Linked DNA regions of Homo sapiens: all the other regions are linked to region 3. The links are chromatin loops, found by intact Hi-C in ENCODE. Cell type or tissue: heart left ventricle. All regions are shown on one strand. Region 1 overlaps CCDC60 (coiled-coil domain containing 60). Region 2 overlaps CCDC60 (coiled-coil domain containing 60). Region 3 has its middle 23 kb from the start of HSPB8-AS1.

Region 1 (2,500 bases), 180 kb before region 3:
TTCAGGTATCTGTGGTGGGCAGAAAGAAACAGGTTCATTCAGCTCAAGTTTTTAAAAATGTAGGAAATCTCATGGTATCCAGTGACAGGACAGCTCAGCTACTTGCTGTGTCTCTTGAGCTCTCAAAAGGCATGAATGCTCAGATATGCTATTTTCTGCACACTCGTTTCTTTATTCTTTCTCTATCCTGGCTCCTTCTGCTCTCGCACACAGCCCATCATAGCTGTCGCGGCCCTAGAGTTTATGGGGCCCTCATCTCCATACTCTGTGGCTATCTGGATCCGTCTTTCAGTGTCTAAAGTCCAAGTTCCAGATAAGGAAATCTGATTGGTTCAGCTTGTATCAGGTGTTTCCCTTTGGTCCAATCATCTGTAGCCTGGAGGGTGGGACCATGTGGTCGGTATAGCTTCCTGTCTCTGAAATAGGAAATATGGGTGGGGCGAGAAGACTTCTCTAGAACATCCAGAAAGAGATGCTATAGAAGCAAAAGCAGATCTGGATAATATATTTTTAATTTTATTTTTGTAGAGATAGAATCTCACTGTTGCCCAGGTTGGTCTTGAACTCCTGGGCTCAAGTAATTCTCCCGCCTTGGCTTCCCAAAGTGCTGGGATTATAGGTGTGGGCCACTGATCCCAGCCCAGATCTGGATTTAAATCTCTATTCATCCAATCACTTCCAGACTTTTGATCAATTATTTAATTTCTTTAATTAATTTAATTTCCAGTGCAGTGGCCACCCAGGGTTATGCCTGCAAGACCAGCTTCAAGAACATGGCTAACAGGCAAGCACAAAGAGGTTCCGCCATCAGTAGATCTCCAATTACCCTGGGTCTGCTGCATTTTCAGCACCTCATCTCTTTGGGAGCAAAGGAGAGAAGTAAAGCTTTGTATTCACATTGAGTGTATTGGGATGGGTGGGTGGTGAGATAGTCACAGCTTGGTGGCCCGGCATGTTTGGGGAAACATGAAACATAATCACATCACTATTGTGTAGAATGCGTCCATGGCCTCCCCTCACAGTTAGGCTCAAGGTCAAAATTCCTCATAACAGACTTCAAAGACTTCATGAATCAGCCTAAGTGTGTATCTCCATCCTCATCTCCCAGTGTGCCCCATTACACTCTGCTTATTCATTCATTCATTCATTCATTCATTCCCACTGTTCTGAATGCCTGTGATGGGCCAGCCCAGTAGTACAGGCCATACTGGGCCTCCTTGAGCTCCTGCTGTCTCATGACTCAGGGCCTTCACAGATGCTCTTCCCCCTGTTACGAATACTTTTCCCTCCACCCCTTCATCAGTTAGGTGCTCCCACAGAACTTTTGTACCCTGTTCCCCTTCTGTGTCAGGACTTATTGGGATGAAGACAGAGGGCAGAAATGGTGCTCATCGTGCTTCCCTGTACCCACAGTGACCAGTGCGCTGGCTGTCACACAGCCGAGCATCAGGCCAAGTCTGCTGAATGGATTAATGTCAAAAAAAGGCCTGGAAGACATATCTCTGCCTCATGGTAAAACGCTAAAGACTGCTGTGAAGCTCATTTGCAGGTTTTGAGAAAATTTTAATTACTGAACATTGACAAGGGAAAGAGTTTTTGTGGCTAAAAGTTTCGTGGCTAAAGCACATGAAAATCAGCTTCATGTTTGTGGAAGGAGAAGAGAGGTATGCATTTGCCTGGATGGGGTCAAGTAGGGTTTCTCCCTGGCTCTGCCCCTGCCCCGCCTTATCTCTCTCTCTCAAGCACTAACGATAAAGATAGGAAGGTCATGAGAAGGTGTCAGATGCCTGCAAAGAGCCAGCCTGCTTTGTGCTCACTTACTGCACATTCTTCTGACTTTAGAAAACAAGAATTTTCCTTAAAGGGTCTCTGGTTGTAGCACAGGCACCTCCCCATGTCACCTGCTTCAACTTTCCATTGTAGATCTTAGGGTCTGAGATAAGAAATCCTTCTCATAAGTTTGGAGCACTGAGACTTTGGGGCCACAGATCTAAGAGTCCAGACTCCACTGCTTGCTGGCCAGGAGACCTTGAGTGACTTCGACTCTCTGAGCTCCAGCTTCCTCGTCCTTAGAATGGGGTGGCAATAGCAGGTGCCACTGGGGTTGTCATGAGGTGTAAGTGAGAGGATGCATGGGAAGCTGTCAGTTTGGTGCCTGGTGCACAGGAAGGCCACAGTAGGGAGCAGTGATTACTACCACTGAGTCTGAGTATCAGGATATCACACTGAGGATCTGGTTTTCCAAAGGACAAAGATAGGGAGCTAGAGACAGTAATTCCAGAGATTTAAGGCACAGAAACAAATTATCCTGCCACGTTTGCTTGGCAACCACAGACTCCAATTCCTCTTGTATAGGGAGAACAGCTTCAATTGGAGAAATGTTGACACACCAAGGACAGAATTCGACTTTAAAGGTCATCATGGCTCAGTTCATCATAAAGACCCTAAGCCCATGACAATTAATGGAGATATTGAGCCAAAGGCAAACCAAGAATAGAAA
Region 2 (2,500 bases), 170 kb before region 3:
AGAAGAAAACGTGTCCAACACACAAATCCAGATGGGCGTGGGTGTGTGGGCTCTCTTCCAACAGCCACATTTCTTGGTATAATGTGACCTTTCTGTCTGATTACCACTCTGCTCTTTTCACCAGAGGAAAGTCAGGAGAGGAGGTCTTTTAAAGAGACAACGGGCAAGTTGATTAGGTGGCTCCACGTTTGTCAGACTTTATACTAAGAGCTTCAAGGGAGGGGCTGGTTGTTGCAGGAAGAAGCTGAGGACTTGATTCATTTCGAAAACTGTCCCCAGGGCCTTCTGGCTCACCCACTTCCCCACATTGCATCCTGCATGCATCAGAAACACATGAAATTTTCATGACATCCAAGCCACTTCCCTCCACGGCTCTATTTCTGTTCATTCTGCTGAAAACTGTCTTTGTCATATACAGGGAGCAGTTTAGGTGGACGAAGGACTCTGGTCTCTCAGTCCCTGACTCCACACCCCATTATTTTGATTGATTAAGTAAAACACAGCCATCAGTGAGCTATTCATAGAGAGACAGTTGGGGGGAGGGGCTCATGGACACATTTTATTTGTATGGGGACATTCTCTGATGGGTCAGTAGGTAGGGTGGAGGGATGTGGCCCAGCAAAGACAGCTCAGGGGGATCTTTCAAGTCCAGTGCGGAGAAAGCAATGGTGTACTAGCTGGTGAGGGTGATTGCATGAGAGCTGATTGTATGCATCTGCTTCCCAATTCTTTGTTCAGTGATCGATAGCTTGAAATTGGCCACAGTGGGAATATTTACACCATGGAAACTGGCAAACAAACATTGCAAATTAGGGTTTTTTGCTTGCTTGTTTGTTTTTTCCAGAAAGCTGGTTGTTAAACATTTACCAGCACATCAATGGGGCAAAAGTTTCTGTCCATATGGATACATTCTTAAGACACGTTGTCCCTAAACCCCACTGTCAGAGGCGCTGGAAACAGAGCAACTCTATTTTGAATAGGGACTGGGTAAAATGAGGCTGAGACCAACTGGGCTGCATTCCCAGGAGGCTAGGCATTCCTAGTCACAGAAAGATAGGCGGTTGGCAGGACTGGTATCACAAGATATGGGTCACAAAGACCCTGCCGATAATACAGTATGCGGTAAGGAAGCCAGCCAAAACCCACCAAAACCAAGATGGCAATGACAGTAACCTCTAGTCGTCCTCACTGCTCATAATTTTAATGCATTATGCTAAAAGACACTCCCACCAGCGCCAGGACAGTTTACAAATGCCAAGGCAACAACCAGAAATGACCCTTATATGGTCTAAAAGGAGGAGGAACCCTCAGTTCTGGGAATTGCCTGCCCCTTTCCCAGAAAACTCATGAAAAACCCACCCCTTGTTTAGCATATAATCAAGAACTAACTATAAATACACTCAGTTAAGCAGCCCATGCCACTGCTCTGCCTATGGAGTAGCCATTCTTTTGTTTCTTTACTTCTCTAATAAACTTGGTTTCACTTTACTCTATGGACTTGCCCCGTATTCTTTCTTATGTGCGGTCCAAGAATCCTCTCTTGGGGTCTCGATCAAGACCCCTTTCCAGGAACACCACCACCCCTCTATAGCATCTCTCATCATACCCTTTCCCGTCCAGATTGCAACTATCTATGTATTTGTCTTTATTATTTCTATAAGGTTTCCTTTCCTAGCTTCATACTTACTACCTCTGAAGTTGAGCAAGTCAGTTAACTTCTCTGTGCTTTAGTTTTCTCATCTTTAAAAAGGAGGAGAGTAATAGCATTGACCCTTATAGGTAATTTCTTCATGGCTGCCATGGATGAGTGGTGTAATACATTATATTTAATATTTTAATCTATTTAATCCTCACAATAACCCAGTGACAAAGGTATTATTATCCATCTAAGGACGAGAAGGCCCTCAGATCTTAAGTCTCTAGATGAAAGTCTAACAGCCATTAAGTGGCAGAGCTGGGATTAGAACCCAGAGCTTTTGGAATTTCAAAGTCTGTGTACCTAACCAGCACAGAAAACTGCCTCTTCAGCATAGGTTTTCTCCCTCTGGCAAGTTGGCTTCCTACTACTCAGCCCCTGGGCAAGAGCTGGTGTTCTGTCAGGAGCAGAAAAAAAAAAAAAGATAAAGTTCTCTTCATTTCCTTCAAAGAAACCTTTCTTGCCTCAAAGAGAGAGTGAGAAAGGAATTGGCTCAAGTTCATTTGAAATTCCAGGTTCATTATCCATGTACTTAAAGCCTGTCTAGATAACAAATGAAACGTGAAAAATGTAGTCAATCATCCACATGTTTGGTCTCTGCCATGTCAGAAGTGGTGTATTTTAGAAACATCTGGATGGCTAGAAAAGAGGCTAAGCCAAGCTTCCATTAATGAGAACTTGTGGAAATGAAGGGGGACGCCCCCCATCTCATTTTACAGATAAGGGAACTGAGACCCCCCCCCACCCCACCCCGGAGAGAAAGTATCTTGCCTAAGTTTGCACAGATTTTTGGTGGCAAAACTA
Region 3 (2,500 bases):
GAAAATGCACAGGGGCCTTAGGAGGGGACTCCAGCACAACTGCATTTATGGGACTCTTCTAGGAAAAGAACTCTGCAAAGGAGAATGGGGGTTGGGGGAAGAGGGGGAGAGGTGAAAGGACTTGGCCAGGGTCACAGAAGGAGTTAGTAGTTTGGCTGGTTTAGAACTCAGGTGTCACCTTACAGGTAGCATGGGAGATGCTATGCTGCCCAGCCTGACATCTCTCTCTCTCTCTCTCATTCCCTCTCTCCTAGTGTACTTACTATAGCTTAGCAGCTGGTATTCTTTGTTTTTAAGTGAAAGAAACAGACTTTACGTAATTTGGGGAGAAAGGGATGTGGGATAGTTCATTTAATCGAAAAGAAATGTTGAACACTATTTAGATGTCAGGAAGGACAGAATGGGGCCACTCTGGGGATCTGGAGCAAGGAAAATGGACATCTCAGGACACTGTCTCTGGAATGAATCAGCTTCAACTATTTCCCATCCTCAAGTCTCTCTGCATGAGGTTCAAATTCCCAGGAGAGAGGCTCTGCTTGGCTTAGCTTGGGCCATGTGCCCACCCCTAGTGAAGGAAGGTTGACGTCCTTTGATGGACGTTCCCAGTGAATCTGCACAAAGTGGTAAGAAAGATGTCCCAAAGAGGTATTGAGGGACTATGACCAGAGTAAAGACACATAAATGCTGCCAGGCAGAAGCCACAGGTGTCTACCCACCCCCACTCCACCCCAGGCCTGTACAGGGCTCTCTGGAGCCTTCAAAACTGGGTTAGAGGGCATTCCCTGGAGGAAGTAAGACCTGAACATAGAAGAATGTGATTGGCCAACCTGATTAATTCATCACTACCCACTTATACCTGGCAGGATCCCCAAGGAATGCAACAGAAGGTGGAACAGGGTAGCTTTAATGAGAGGGAAAAGAGAGGAAAAAAAGGCCTTAGCCATTTAGACTAATTAGAGATGAGGGAGGGGTGGGGGAAGGTAGGTCTGTGCTGCCAAAGTGCTTTTTATTTGCCAGCAATTGCTCTAAGTATTTTACATATCTTAATTCATTTATTCCTTTCCGCAACTCTACAAGGTACTCCATCATCACTCCTATGCCAAGGAGCCTGAGGCACAAAGAAGTTAAGAAATCTGCTCAGGGTCACCCAGCTAATAAATGATAGCACAGAATTCAAACCAGGGCCGTCTTGCTCTGGAGTGTGTATGGATAACCTCACACGGCTACACCAATGCCATGTTCTAGGACAGGAAATAAAATTTGCATCAGGTGATATATTAAATCAAAGATTTCCTTATGAGAATCTCTCAGACCTAACAGCTGGGTTTACTTTTCTTGTTTGAAATGCAATCCATTCTCTATGAAGAATATTTGAAAAACACAGAAAAGCACTGCTCCTAGTTCGGGCTGTTATAATAAAGCACCACAGACTGGGTGGTTTATAAACAGTAGAAATTTATTCCTCACTGTTCTGGAGGCTGGAAGCCCACGGCCAGGCTGCCAGCATGGTCGGGTGGTGGTGAGGGCCCTCTTCAGGTTGCACACTGCCAGCTTCTTGTTGTGCCCTCACATGGGAGAAAGAGGATGAGAGTGCTCTCTGGGGCCCCCTTTATAAAGGCGCTAATCCCATTCATGAGGGCTGCATTCTTATGGCCTAATCACCTCCCAAAGACCCAACTCCTAAAACGATCACATTGGGAGTTAGGATTTCAACATGTGATTTTTGGTGGGATACAAAACACACAGTCCATAACAAGCACAAAGGAAAGAGTAATGTGAACACTCAACTTCTTTACAGAAATAGTGGATTTTAAAACAAAATAGAAAGCAAAATTGTATTTATTTTAAGTTTTAAAATTTTTTTAGAAATGGAGTCTCATTTTGTCGTCTAGGCTGGAGTGCAGTGGCATGATCTCGGCTCACTGCAACCTCTGTCTCCTGAGTTCAAGTGATTCTCCTGCCTCAGCCTCCCGAGTAGCTGGGATTACAGGCGACTGCCACCACGCCTGGCTAATTACTATTATTATTATTATTATTATTATTATTATTATTATTATTTTGACACAGAGTCTCACTCTGTCACCCAGGCCGGAATGCAGTGTCATGATCTCGGCTAAGTACAACCTCTGCCACCCAGATTCAAGGGATTCTCCTGCCTCAGCCTCCCGAGTAGCTGGGATTATAGGCACCCACCACTGCGCCCCATTAATTTTTGTATTTTTAGCAGAGACAGGGTTTCACCATCTTGGCCAGGCTGGTCTTAAACTCCTGACCTCGTGATCCACCTGCCTCGACCTCCCAAAGTGCTGGGATTACAGGCGTGAGCCACCGCGCCTGGCTAATTTTTGTGTTTTTAGTAGAGATGAGGTTTCACCATGTGTGCCAGGCTGGTCTTGAACTCCTGACCTTAAGTGATTTGCCCGCCTCGGCCTCCCAAAGTGCTGGAATTACAGGCATCAGCCACCGTGCTCGGCCAAGAAATAGTGGTATTTTAAAACAA

Evidence for each region. A loop is a pair of places that touch in the nucleus more often than their neighbours do. Peaks named below come from ENCODE experiments on the same cell type or tissue, not always from the same donor. Only the 100,000 strongest peaks of a DNase experiment are listed, where the experiment ranks them.
Region 1: it touches region 3 in a loop (2.6-fold over the local background); 4 of 110 quality-filtered maps call a loop at or near these places.
Region 2: it touches region 3 in a loop (2.3-fold over the local background); 5 of 110 quality-filtered maps call a loop at or near these places.

The regions. Positions count from the first base shown.
Region 1 is chr12:119,381,268-119,383,767 of GRCh38, reverse strand. The region is part of intron 1 of CCDC60 (coiled-coil domain containing 60); the gene reads right to left. Among named protein-coding and RNA genes, the nearest start is that of CCDC60, 48 kb to the right of the region's middle. In heart left ventricle, no CTCF peak of the experiment used is centred here; no DNase peak of the experiment used is centred here; H3K27ac peaks cover 1,470 bases.
Region 2 is chr12:119,373,607-119,376,106 of GRCh38, reverse strand. All of the region lies in intron 1 of CCDC60 (coiled-coil domain containing 60), which reads right to left. Among named protein-coding and RNA genes, the nearest start is that of CCDC60, 40 kb to the right of the region's middle. RefSeq lists an enhancer at 202-261. In heart left ventricle, no CTCF peak of the experiment used is centred here; no DNase peak of the experiment used is centred here; H3K27ac peaks cover 1,573 bases.
Region 3 is chr12:119,205,615-119,208,114 of GRCh38, reverse strand. No RefSeq gene overlaps it. Among named protein-coding and RNA genes, the nearest start is that of HSPB8-AS1, 23 kb to the right of the region's middle. In heart left ventricle, a CTCF peak has its summit at 1,549 (motif pointing left); no DNase peak of the experiment used is centred here.